2 separate regions of the Homo sapiens genome follow, and region 1 is linked to region 2. A link is a loop called in an ENCODE intact Hi-C map of the cell type or tissue named here. Cell type or tissue: prostate gland. All regions are shown on one strand. Each heading gives the region's core, and the rest is flanking DNA. Links, peaks and the distances in the headings are about the cores only. Region 1 overlaps DENND1A (DENN domain containing 1A). Region 2 overlaps DENND1A (DENN domain containing 1A).

What was found. Hi-C counts contacts between places; a loop is a spot of excess contacts. Peaks named below come from ENCODE experiments on the same cell type or tissue, not always from the same donor. Only the 100,000 strongest peaks of a DNase experiment are listed, where the experiment ranks them.
Region 1: a loop joins it to region 2, with 2.9 times the contacts of the local background. A loop is called at or near these places in 2 of 110 quality-filtered maps.

Annotation. Positions count from the first base shown.
Region 1 is chr9:123,567,046-123,572,425 of GRCh38, reverse strand. The region is part of intron 12 of DENND1A (DENN domain containing 1A); the gene reads left to right. It overlaps LOC105376266 (a long non-coding RNA gene), which reads left to right. Exons shown (of 2, transcript XR_930332.3): 1 at 1-2,191; 2 at 2,831-5,170. Among named protein-coding and RNA genes, the nearest start is that of MIR7150, 84 kb to the right of the region's middle. RefSeq lists a silencer at 1,021-1,100. In prostate gland, for the core only: no CTCF peak of the experiment used is centred there; DNase peaks (open chromatin) are centred at 2,865 and 3,175; H3K27ac peaks cover 363 bases.
Region 2 is chr9:123,634,725-123,640,104 of GRCh38, reverse strand. All of the region lies in intron 9 of DENND1A (DENN domain containing 1A), which reads left to right. Among named protein-coding and RNA genes, the nearest start is that of MIR7150, 150 kb to the right of the region's middle. In prostate gland, for the core only: no CTCF peak of the experiment used is centred there; no DNase peak of the experiment used is centred there.

The sequences.
Region 1 (5,380 bases), core at 194-5,193, 68 kb after region 2:
TTGCCCAAGAAAAGGAAAACGTATGTATGTGTATGTTTTTAGCAACCCAAACCAGAAACAATACAGACGTCCCCCAACTGGTTAATATAAAAACAATCAGTGGTATACCCATAAAATAGAAGGCTACTCCACAATCAAGAAGAAGAAACTAACTACTGATCTATTCCACAAAATGGATGAATCTCAAATACATTAGAAGTGACAGAATCCATTTATTTTGTATTCTGGAACAGGCAAAACTATAAAGCTAGAAACAGCTGAGTGGTTGCCAGGACTAAAAGTGGAACAAGGGAAATTTGGGGGATGATGGACCGTCTGTATCTTGATTGTGGTGATAGATATATGACTGCATGTATCTTTCAAAATTCTTAGAACTATTCACTAAAGATGGTGAATCTTAAGGTATGTAAATCATACCTCAATAAACCTGACTTTAAAATTATTTAAACACTGGCAACACCAAGTATTGTCAAAGATGTGGAAGCATTTATGTGGAGCTTTCATCACGGCTGATGGGAGTACAATACGGTACAACCACTTTGGAAAACAGTTTGTCAATATCTCATGAAGTTAAACTTACGCCTACCATACAACCCAACAATCCCACACCTGGCTATTCACCCAAGAGAAATGAAACTATATCCAAACAGGCTTGTACATGAATGTTTATGGCAGCTGTATTCATAGAGAACAATAACTGAAAGTAACCGAAATGTCTATCAAATGGTAGATGGATAAATAAACAATGTATTATATCCCTTATGTTTATGTATTTACTCAGTATTCTGTAGTAACAAACGTTTGATACACCAAGCAACATGAATGAATCTTAATTCACACTGAGCAAAAGAAACCAGACACACAGCACTGTAGGATTTCATGTATGTAAAAATAGAAGAGAGAAAGCTAGTCTATAGTGGCTGAAAGCAGATCAGTGGTTGCCTTGGGCTGGGATGGAGGAGGCAGGGCCTGACTGCCAAGGGGCACCAACCAACCTTCTGTGGTGAAGGAACTGTTCTGTTTCTTGATTGTGGAGGTGGTTACACACGTGTAGACATTGGTCAAAACTCACTGGACTGTGCTTTTTAAGTGTATGCATTCTATTATATATCAGTTATGACTTAGTTAATTTTTAAAAGTAGCAGCCTTGGAAATTAATTTTAAAGGTGGAGTTCCAATATTAAGTAGCTTTCAGAACAACTCTGCTGATTTTTAGATGATTTATGTACATGAGCAAAGGGTTACTTTGGAGGCAGGATGGCTCGGCTTTGTGCTAGATGCCTAGACAATTTAGTCTCAAATGTATAATCTTGTCTGAGTTAGCTTTGTTTTACCCTAAAAAAAAAAATGAGGTTGGCAAGGTTAATGCCTTATACCTTGCTATGTTCCATGAAAGTTGCCAAAGTAGTGTTTTCACTGACAATATTGCATTGTTCCCTAGCTATGGATTTTGGAGGAAAAATATGGCAAGAATACTCCTTCTTTTAGATCTAAAGGCGTGTTTACAGACTTCATGTTTATCTCAAGCCCTGGCCTTCTCCACGCCATATTTCTTTAAAGGCCCAGAACCCTCAGACTCTCGAGATATTCTACAGGGCTTGTAGGAACTGGTGTGTGATCTTTCCCTGTGAGTCAACAATGCATTTGATTCCAGAAGCGAGGGACTAGGCCTTTTTATGGACTTGATACTTCTACCCTGTTAATGCATTTTTGTTAGTATTTTCTGATAGAGTGTTTATTCATTCAGCAGGCATTTCCTGAGCACCTACTATGTGCTAGGCTTTATATTGGGTATAATGAGTATGGAGGTGATTAAGACATAACCTTTATTCTCAGTGAGGTCCCAGGCTGGTTAGTAGAAAAGCTAATGCAGGCTGGACTGCCAGTCTTGCCCCCACTTCTCCAGTCCCCATCCATCCTCCAGGCTATAAACAAAGGTGTATTACAGAGCATGGAGACCACTCCCCAACTGAAAACCTTTAGTGGTGCCTCATTTTTCTCTTGGTGAAATTCAGGCTCCATAATATGGGCCTTTGTAATCCACTTTCTGCCCATCTCTCCTACCTCATCTCTTGCCATTGCTCTTCTACCCATTTATACTTTTTACTGACAGCTTTGCTTCCATACACAGGAGACTCTGGATGTTTCTAGTTCAGAGTCTTCCAGATGGGCAGATCTATAGCCACTTCAGGTATGGAGATTATTTGTTCATTATTCATTTAGCCAAAGTTTTTTGGGTGTATGCTCAGTGTATTGAGCCATGGGGACATGGAAACACTTGAGAAACAGTCATCCTTCCTGGAAAGGAGCGATGAGCACACTGGGGGATGAGAACTGAATGCATGGAGGTTGGAGGTGTGAACCAGGAATTAACAGTTTATTACGGCTAGAACATAGGGTGTGTGGTTGGGAGGGACAAAAGATGAGACCCAAATAGACAGGAGGGACCAGATTGGGAATGGTCACAAAAACAAGTTTGGACTTCAAGTTTGGGGCAGTGGGGCATCTACTAAGGTGATTAAGCCAGGGAATGATGTGATAAAATTCATGCTACCAGGAGTCCCAGACTAAGGGTCGAGTGTTGGATCCCACCTCTTGCTGCTTTGCTGGTTGCTAGAATCTGACCAAAGCTTTCCCCCACCCCACGTCTACTGATATTGGACTTGGGGTCAGGGGACAGTGTGCTAGAGAGAATTCTTAGTAGCACCTGTGACCAGCATCCAGTCATTCATCCCTTGTGCTTTTCAGGAGTTGTTTGTCCATCCCTGTTCTGTCTTGGGCCACTTGGCGACACTGTCCATGCTGTGACTTGTAAATTTCATTCATTCAGGAAGAGAGCATCGTGATCCAGTGAGCCTTGCCCTAAGCGTGTGTGTATGATTTGTCAACGATCGAGGATTTTATGGGAGTTTATGGGACTTCATTAAAGATGCTGGAGCAGGAGCACTGTGGGACATCAGAAGAGACCTCAGCAATAAACCACAATTCCAAGCTTTGGAATGCAGTAAATGTTTAAGAGACTTCCTTCCTTTCATTACTGAATTTTACTTTACTTTCATACCAGTAAAGAGTTGTGTTTTATTGGTTGAAATTTCTTGATTCTGTTTTTCCCAGGTCTGTTTAAAAGCTACATTTTATCTTTGAGGATGTTTGGCTCGTGGTGGAGGAAGTGCTGCCAGCGAATTCAATTAACTGGCAGAGCTCACAGATATTGTACACGGATTTCTTTTTTTCTTCTTTTTCACAACTGCTACATAAACACAGCTGGGTTTAATATTTGTCGTAACAAAGATTTAACTTGAATCATTTTACCCCGGGTAATTAATGCTTGGAATCTTGGCTACTTTTTCGTTCGTTTGTAATCCTCTGCATTTCTTTACTCTAGCTATCTAGATAATGAAGTGTGCTCCTCTAGGTCTTTGCCCTGCCTTAAAACTGCTTAATATTTGGCCGTTCCCACTAGAGAGCAGATGCTTTTCTTTGCAAGAATTGAATTTCTGTCAGCTCTTTTATGCATCATGTGTTTGGAACTGTAAGTGGATCAAGTTGTTCATCACAGCGGGGACACTGTGAAACACATCTATTATACACACTTCCCACCCCCCTTCCTGTTTTGTTTTTTTTTCCTCCCCTGAGGAGGTGGAGATGCCCGGATCCCCTTGGGAGATATCTCGCTCTGTGTGGATGTATCCATGTGATCCACCATGAATCCGGCCTGGCCACATCCCTAAGCAGGGAAATCTGTATCCATTCAGCCCAGGATTGTGGCTGAGACAAACCCCACTTTTATCTTTGTAAACACCAAGCTCTTCATTAACTCCCAAATACACACCAAGTTTGGGTCACTAAGTAAATCCACTAGGCTCAGCATAATGAGTGACATTTCAGTAATTGATGCCCTAGAATATGTTCATTGTGAACCCATGATTCTTTTCGATGCTAAAATAAAGGCTTGGGTAGTTTTGGCTTTGGAGTTGAGCTAGCGCAGAAGAATAGTCACCATCGATTAGGCCCCTACAGTGTGCCAGGCACTGTGCTAGGGGATTTGAAAATCTTGACATTTAATCTACATAAGAATCCTGCAAAAAAAAGAAGGGGAGGGTACTTTATCCCCTTTTTATAGATGAAGAAAAGGGGCCAAGTAACTTGCCTAGAGGCATCCAGATAATTGCCAGGAGGAGAGCCAGAATTTGAACTCAGGTCGGGCTGAGCCCAGAGTAAATCCATGTACTGTAAAGTGTGGTCCCCTCATGCCTAGAGGTCACTAGAATATATTCATCCATTGATCAATCAAGACATTGATTTATTATGCATGTTTATGACATGCTGCCATTGCTCCATCTGAGTTGTCTCATTCCATGTCAGGTCTGAAGTTTGGTTGGCATTTGTGAACACCTTTGTACTCATCTAAATCTGAACTCCTGGTGGTGACTGGAATAGTTTTAGTTTTGCTTTTCTCTCAAAGCTCAGTGCAAATACAACCCAAGTGCCCCAAGCAACCTACTGTTTTCTTAGAGTTTTGTGAATTTCAATTTCTAGCTGTGAACTGATGGTTAAAATTTCTACACCTCTATGGTTTAGTTTGTTAACACGGCTTTAGGGAAGCAGGCATCTTGGTGGCATTCCTGCTGTGATATGCTCATCTTTTGGGCCTCAGATAGTGGCTCTGAGGGCAGAAGTGCATTTTGGTTCATTTTTAATATATGTCATTCAATTTGCCAGAGTCATTGTGAGACATTCACATGTCTGACTGAGATACTGCTGATCTGTAGAATTAATTATAGTTAAATGGAAAGGTGGCTTTTGCTCATGAAGAAAGTCGTTAGTCTCTTGATAAACATTTTTAATTATGATTAACTTTAGTCTTCCTCCAAATACTTTCCATTAGAAAAGGCATTAATGTTCTGGTTCATTAGAAATAGAGCAATCCTTTTATTTTTGGTTTGCAGTCCATTTTGTTCTTGAAAGATATTGGTCCACTTTTTTAAAAAAAAATTGGTGGATGTTGTGTTGTAAAAAACATATAAGTTTCCTTTTGCAAGTGCATATCAGTTTTTTCAAAGGTAACTTACACTTTAATTTTGTGTGTTGTGTTTGCAAGAGAATGCTTCTTGGTTTATTCATGTTGACAACTGAAAAGCCTTAGACCTAATTAAAAGAATTTCCATGAGCACCTTTACTGAACCATTTCATTACGCGGCACTGCACAGATTGCATTGTGAAACATGGTGATAGTTTAAATCTGACCTTTAAACCTGAACTGCCAGAAGTATGGGGGGAAAACCCTTCTTTGAAAACACTCCCCGGATAAATATATGTGTGTGTATGTGTATGCATACATGCATGCACATATTTGGTTAGAAGCAATCTTTTTATGGAA
Region 2 (5,380 bases), core at 93-5,092:
GTAATTGTGGGATTAATATAGATCAGAGCACAGAAGCAGTTTCATGGGGGCTAAGAGCACAGAATCCAGAGCTCAACTTCCCTAGGTTCATATCCTAGTTCTGCCAATAGCTGTGACCTTATACAGGTTCCTCAACACCCAGGAGCCTCAGTTTCCTCATCTATAAAATGGGGACAATAATGCTACCTACCTTATAGGGCTGTTGTGAAAATTAAGTGAGTTAAATATATGTGAAGCACTGTTCTCAGTGATTGGCAGATAGTAATGTGAATTCAGTGGTCATGGTGGTGGCTGTTTTTTGTTTTTGTTTTTTTTTTTTTTTTTTTTGAGATGGAGTTTCGTTCTTGTTGCCCAGGCTAGAGTGCAGTGGCGAGATCTTGGCTCACCACAACCTCTACCTCCCGGGTTCAAGTGATTCTTCTGCCTCAGCCTCCCGAGTAGCCGAGATTACAGGCATGTGGCACCATGCCTGGCTAATTTTGTATTTTTAGTAGAGACGGGGTTTTTCCATGTTGGTCAGGCTAGTCTTGAACTCCCAACCTCAGGTGATCTGCCCACCTCAGCCTCCCAAAGTGCTGGGGATTACAGGCGTGAGTGTGGCTGTTTTATAGCTTGAATCTTTCTTCTGAGGTTTTTTTTTTTTTTTTTTTGGTAGGGGGTTGGGGGGATACGGAGGCTCATTCTGTTGCCCAGGCTGGAGTATAGTGGGGTTATCTTTGCTCACTGCAACATCTGCCTCTCGGGTTCAACTGATACTCGTGCCTCAGCCTCCCAAGTAGCTGGGACTACAGGCGCCTGTCACCACACCCAGCTAATTTTTGTATTTTTTGGTAGAGAAAAGGTTTCACTCTGTTGGCCAGGCTGGTCTCGAACTCCTGACCTGAAGTGATCCGCCTGCCTTGGCCTCCGTAAGTGCTGGTATTACAGGCATGAGCTACCACCTGCGGCCTACAGTCACTTTCTAAGGTTAAATTTGCCAAAGAAAACTACAGGGAACAGTCCTTTTTCTTTTTCTTTTTCTTTTTTTTTCTTTCTTTCTTTTTTTTTTTTTTTTTTTTTTTTTTTACTACTCATGCAAATTTAGTAACTCACCACCTGAAGGTTCCTTAGTTTCTTCATGTGTGGGTACCTGACAGATAGGTACTCACGATTCCATGTTCAGTTATGCTTTCTTTTTAAAAGTATGATTCTTTATTAAAGCAATAGTATAGATCCATTAGCTAAACATAAATTATGATTTATATTGTCAAAGAAATAGAAATATCCACTTAGACTAGATTTGAGGTGGCAAATCGATTTCTTCTTGAGTGCCCACTTTGATCCATTGATCAAAGGTGCATGTGAGGCTGGGCATGGTAGCTCACACCTGTAATCTCAGCACTGTGGGAGGCTGAGGTGACCTCAAGTGTGAGGTCAGGAGATCGAGACCAGCCTGGCCAACATGGTGAAACTCCGTCTCTACTAAAAACACAAAAATTAGCTGGGCGTGGTGGCATTCACCCAGCTACTCGGGAGGCTGAGGCAGGAGAATCACTTGAACCCAGGAGGCAGAGGTTGCAGTGAGCCAAGATTGCACCACTGCAACGCCAGCCTGGGTGGCAGAACGAGATTCTGTATAACAACAACAACAAAAGTGCATGTGAGGAAGGATTGTGGGCCACATCCCGACTCTGTGATCAGTTAGTAATGTCTGTCACAGATATGGCTTGGAGGAGTGGTGGCACATTGGCTGTCCCTGTATTGAATACATTGTTATCAGTCCCCCATGTAACCCTGCCTTTTTCTTTTTCATCTTAAAGAGGAAAGAAAGCTCTTTCCTCACTCATGGTGCTGTGGGCTTATTTACAGTGTGGTTTACCACACCATGGTTTTCTGCTTCTGCTTTGGTAGCTAAAGCTTTTCTCTGGCAGTTTTAGTTGCTTTGATGTTTTAAAGTGTCAAATCTTGGCATGAAAGCTTGTTGCCCCGGTTAATAACTTACTCTAATTACTCTAGTAGATAGCTTTAAAAAAAAATGGAGAGAAGTGATTAAGCAGGCGGTTGATTGCCTGTGTAAGCTTCCTCCTGACTAGGTGATATTGCTGTTGGGGGAAGACGCTTTCCTTCACTCCTTGTTGGGTGGTTTTTTTGGTGTGTGTGTGTGTGTGTGTGCGCGTGTGTGTGTGTGTGTGCGTGTGTGTGTGTGTGTGTGTGTTTATTCCTTCCCTTTCCCAAAAGATAATGGAGAAGGAAAAAAGTAAGATGAGTTCCACCCAGCTGAAAATGAAACTACTGGAAGAACGATTGTTGCCATTACCCCCTGAAAAGCAGCCCTGCATTTCAGCTGCTAAGAAAAGCAAGACACTGTTTGCTCTTTCCTTCTACTCACATGTCCGGCATCTGTCTAGAGTAGCTGAAGGTTCTTTGATTTCTGAGATGTTCTAAGTTGCCTTTCTGCTAGAGTATCTTTGATAGTTTCTTGAAAGCCTATTCATCCCCCACTAAATACAGTAACTACAATTTGAACATAGCTGAACCCTTTATAATTAAAGGTTTTTCTCACAGCCATGGAAGGGTTGAAATAGGTTGACTTCACAGAGTCCCTGCAGATTTTGCTTAAAACGTTTTGATGATTTTAGAGAGGATTTGTCATTTAAGAATAAATTATAATCAAAACAAAAACCACAGCAGTGTTTGAATCATGGCACCATGATACTACGAAGATGGTTTATAATTAAATAAAAGAATCAAGTTCTCAAACTGAGAAAGGGAACAACTTCCCAAGACACACAGCATTTTCTACAGCTGCTCTAAATAAGATGATCCCTGGTCAAAATGAACAAACTTAAGAATGACCTCCCTTTAAAGTCAGTAATCTGGTATCCTTTCTGTATTTATCATTTTATTCATTTCTTTGCGTTTATGTTCAGAGGGGAAATCCAAATGCCTCTAACCCTGTGAAGCAGGTGTTGGTTTGATTATTTAACATTCTGAATTCTAGGATGGAAAGAATGACTGTGACCATCTGATTGTCTTCCTCTGCCAGCTTTTAGAGCTTGGAATCTTAATACTTTTTCAAAACTGTACAGCCTCTAGTTGTGATCTATTAGGCAATTGCAATTTGTTAAATGTCTGGGGCCGGGCGCGGTGGCTCACGCCTATAATCCAGGCACTTTTGGAGGCGGGCGGATCACATGAGGTCAGGAGTTCGAGACCAGCCTGACCAACATGGAGAAACCCCATCTCTATTAAAAATACAAAATTAGCTGGGCATGGTGGCGCATGCCTGTAATCCCAGCGACTCGGGAGGCTGAGGCAGGAGAGTTGAACCTGGCAGGCAGAGGTTGTGGTGAGCTGAGATTGCGCCATTGCACTCCAGCCTGGGCAACAAGAGTGAAACTCTGTCTCAAAAAAAAAAAAAAAAAAAAGTCTGGTAATCTTGCCTATTCTTCCTCATGGTGTGAATCTGGAGGCATTCTCCATTCCCCAAACATTTACTCAGCACCGACTCTGTGTCAAACATAGTAGGAGGTAAGAAGAGGAATATTTGGGAGGCCGAGGAGGGCGGATCACCTGAGCTCGGGAGTTCGAGACCAGCCTGGCCAATTTGGCGAAACCCTGTCTTTGCTAAAAATACAAACATTAATTGGGCGTGGTAGCAGGTGCCTGTAATCCCAGCTACTCAGGAGGCTGAGGCAGGAGAATCACTTGAACGTGGGAGGCAGAGGTTGCAGTGAGCCGAGGTCCCACCACTGCACTCCAGTCTGGGTGACAGAGCGAGACTCCATCTCAAAAAAAAAAAAAGAGGAATCAGATGTGGTCTTGGTCCTTGAACAGCTCAAATCCATAGCCGTCGTGTTCCTGGTCACCTGGGGTCATCTACATCTGAGTTCTTCAGAGTATCAGGGGCCAAGTAAGGAAGACAGCTGTGCCCTGGTCAGGTGATGGAGATGGGGTGACCTAAAAGTGGTGGTTCCTACATAGCTCATGAATTCCAGCTGGGCCCTGGAGCTGCAGAGCTGAGAAAGCAAGACCAGCTTAAAGACAGACCCTGATTTGCTTCGGCTTAGTACAGGTGAAGAAGGTAAACTGGGGTAGAGGAGGAGCCTTCTTCACTTCAAAGGATAGCAATTCCTCTAGAATTGTGAGTTGTCAAAGCTGGAAAGGAACACAGAAATCTTGTAGCCTAGTCTCTTATTTTACATACAGGACAAATTGAGACCTAGGAAAGGAAGTGGCTTGCCCAGGTCAAAAAGTTAGCAGAAGACTCGGAGCAAGTATGTGAAAGGGAACACGACAAAAAGCAAGACTTTCCAACACTTTCAAGCCAGCCTGTCAGATGTATGTACTCAAAAAGGAATGTAAACCTTTCTCTTTGACTAATAATAATTACTTCATTGTCTAGAATTTCCTGTGGGTTAAAGACACTACAACACCTTAGTTAAATGTAACTAATCCCCAGGAAATGATCAGATCTGTGTTTGTTTTAAAAATGATTATTTTCTGTCATTGGTATTTTGTCCGAGACATTTGGACATCTAGCAGCAAGGCAAATGCATATCTGTGTCATTTAACAATGTCAGCAGGTATTGTTACCTCATCTATTTCAGAGTCCTCCACACTGTGGAAGGCACAGGGTATACACTCGAATACTTTTTGAGTTTATTATGCATTGTGGAAACACAGTGGCCATTATATTCTGACAGACCTGGATGTGAGTCCCAGTTCTGTCACTTACTGTCGATGTGGCCTTGGGCAAGTTATTTCACCTCTGAAACTGTTTCCTAATCTGTGAAATGTGGTGATGAGTGTATATGTGTATCAACACACACGCACTCTTTCCTTTAAAACAATACTTTGCAAGGGTCTAAACCCCAACATGGTACCTACACATATTGTGGTTTTGTCTTTGGAGGGGGCATTCTTATTTTTATTTCACGTCAAGTTGCAGAGCTGCTATTAGGATTCAGCGGAGGCATTGGTATCTAAGATTGTGACAATCTGGGCTTTATCTCTGAGAAATGACTGAAAAAAAAAATGTGTCCTTGTGATTTTTCCCACTCCGTCATTGATCACTCTCCGTTCATGTCCTACTCCCACTGCCTTCTCCTCGTCTCCCTTTGCCTCAGAGAAAACTAATGGAGCCATAGAGAAAGCTCTGAGATATAAATGACCTTGTGCACCTTTAATTGAGGACAGAATTTGCTAAAGTGCATCCAAAAATCCACCAGTGGTTTACTGTACAGTCTGTGTCCTGGCTAGACTGGCTGTTGGCTGTATAATTTGTCTAGTTTTGTCTGGAGTCTTAGGCTATTCAGCTGCTTCAGGGCAAAATCTTTTGGGGTGTCATTAAATGAGATTGATAATTGGCTTCTGATGAATATTCATTGTGACTAATGAC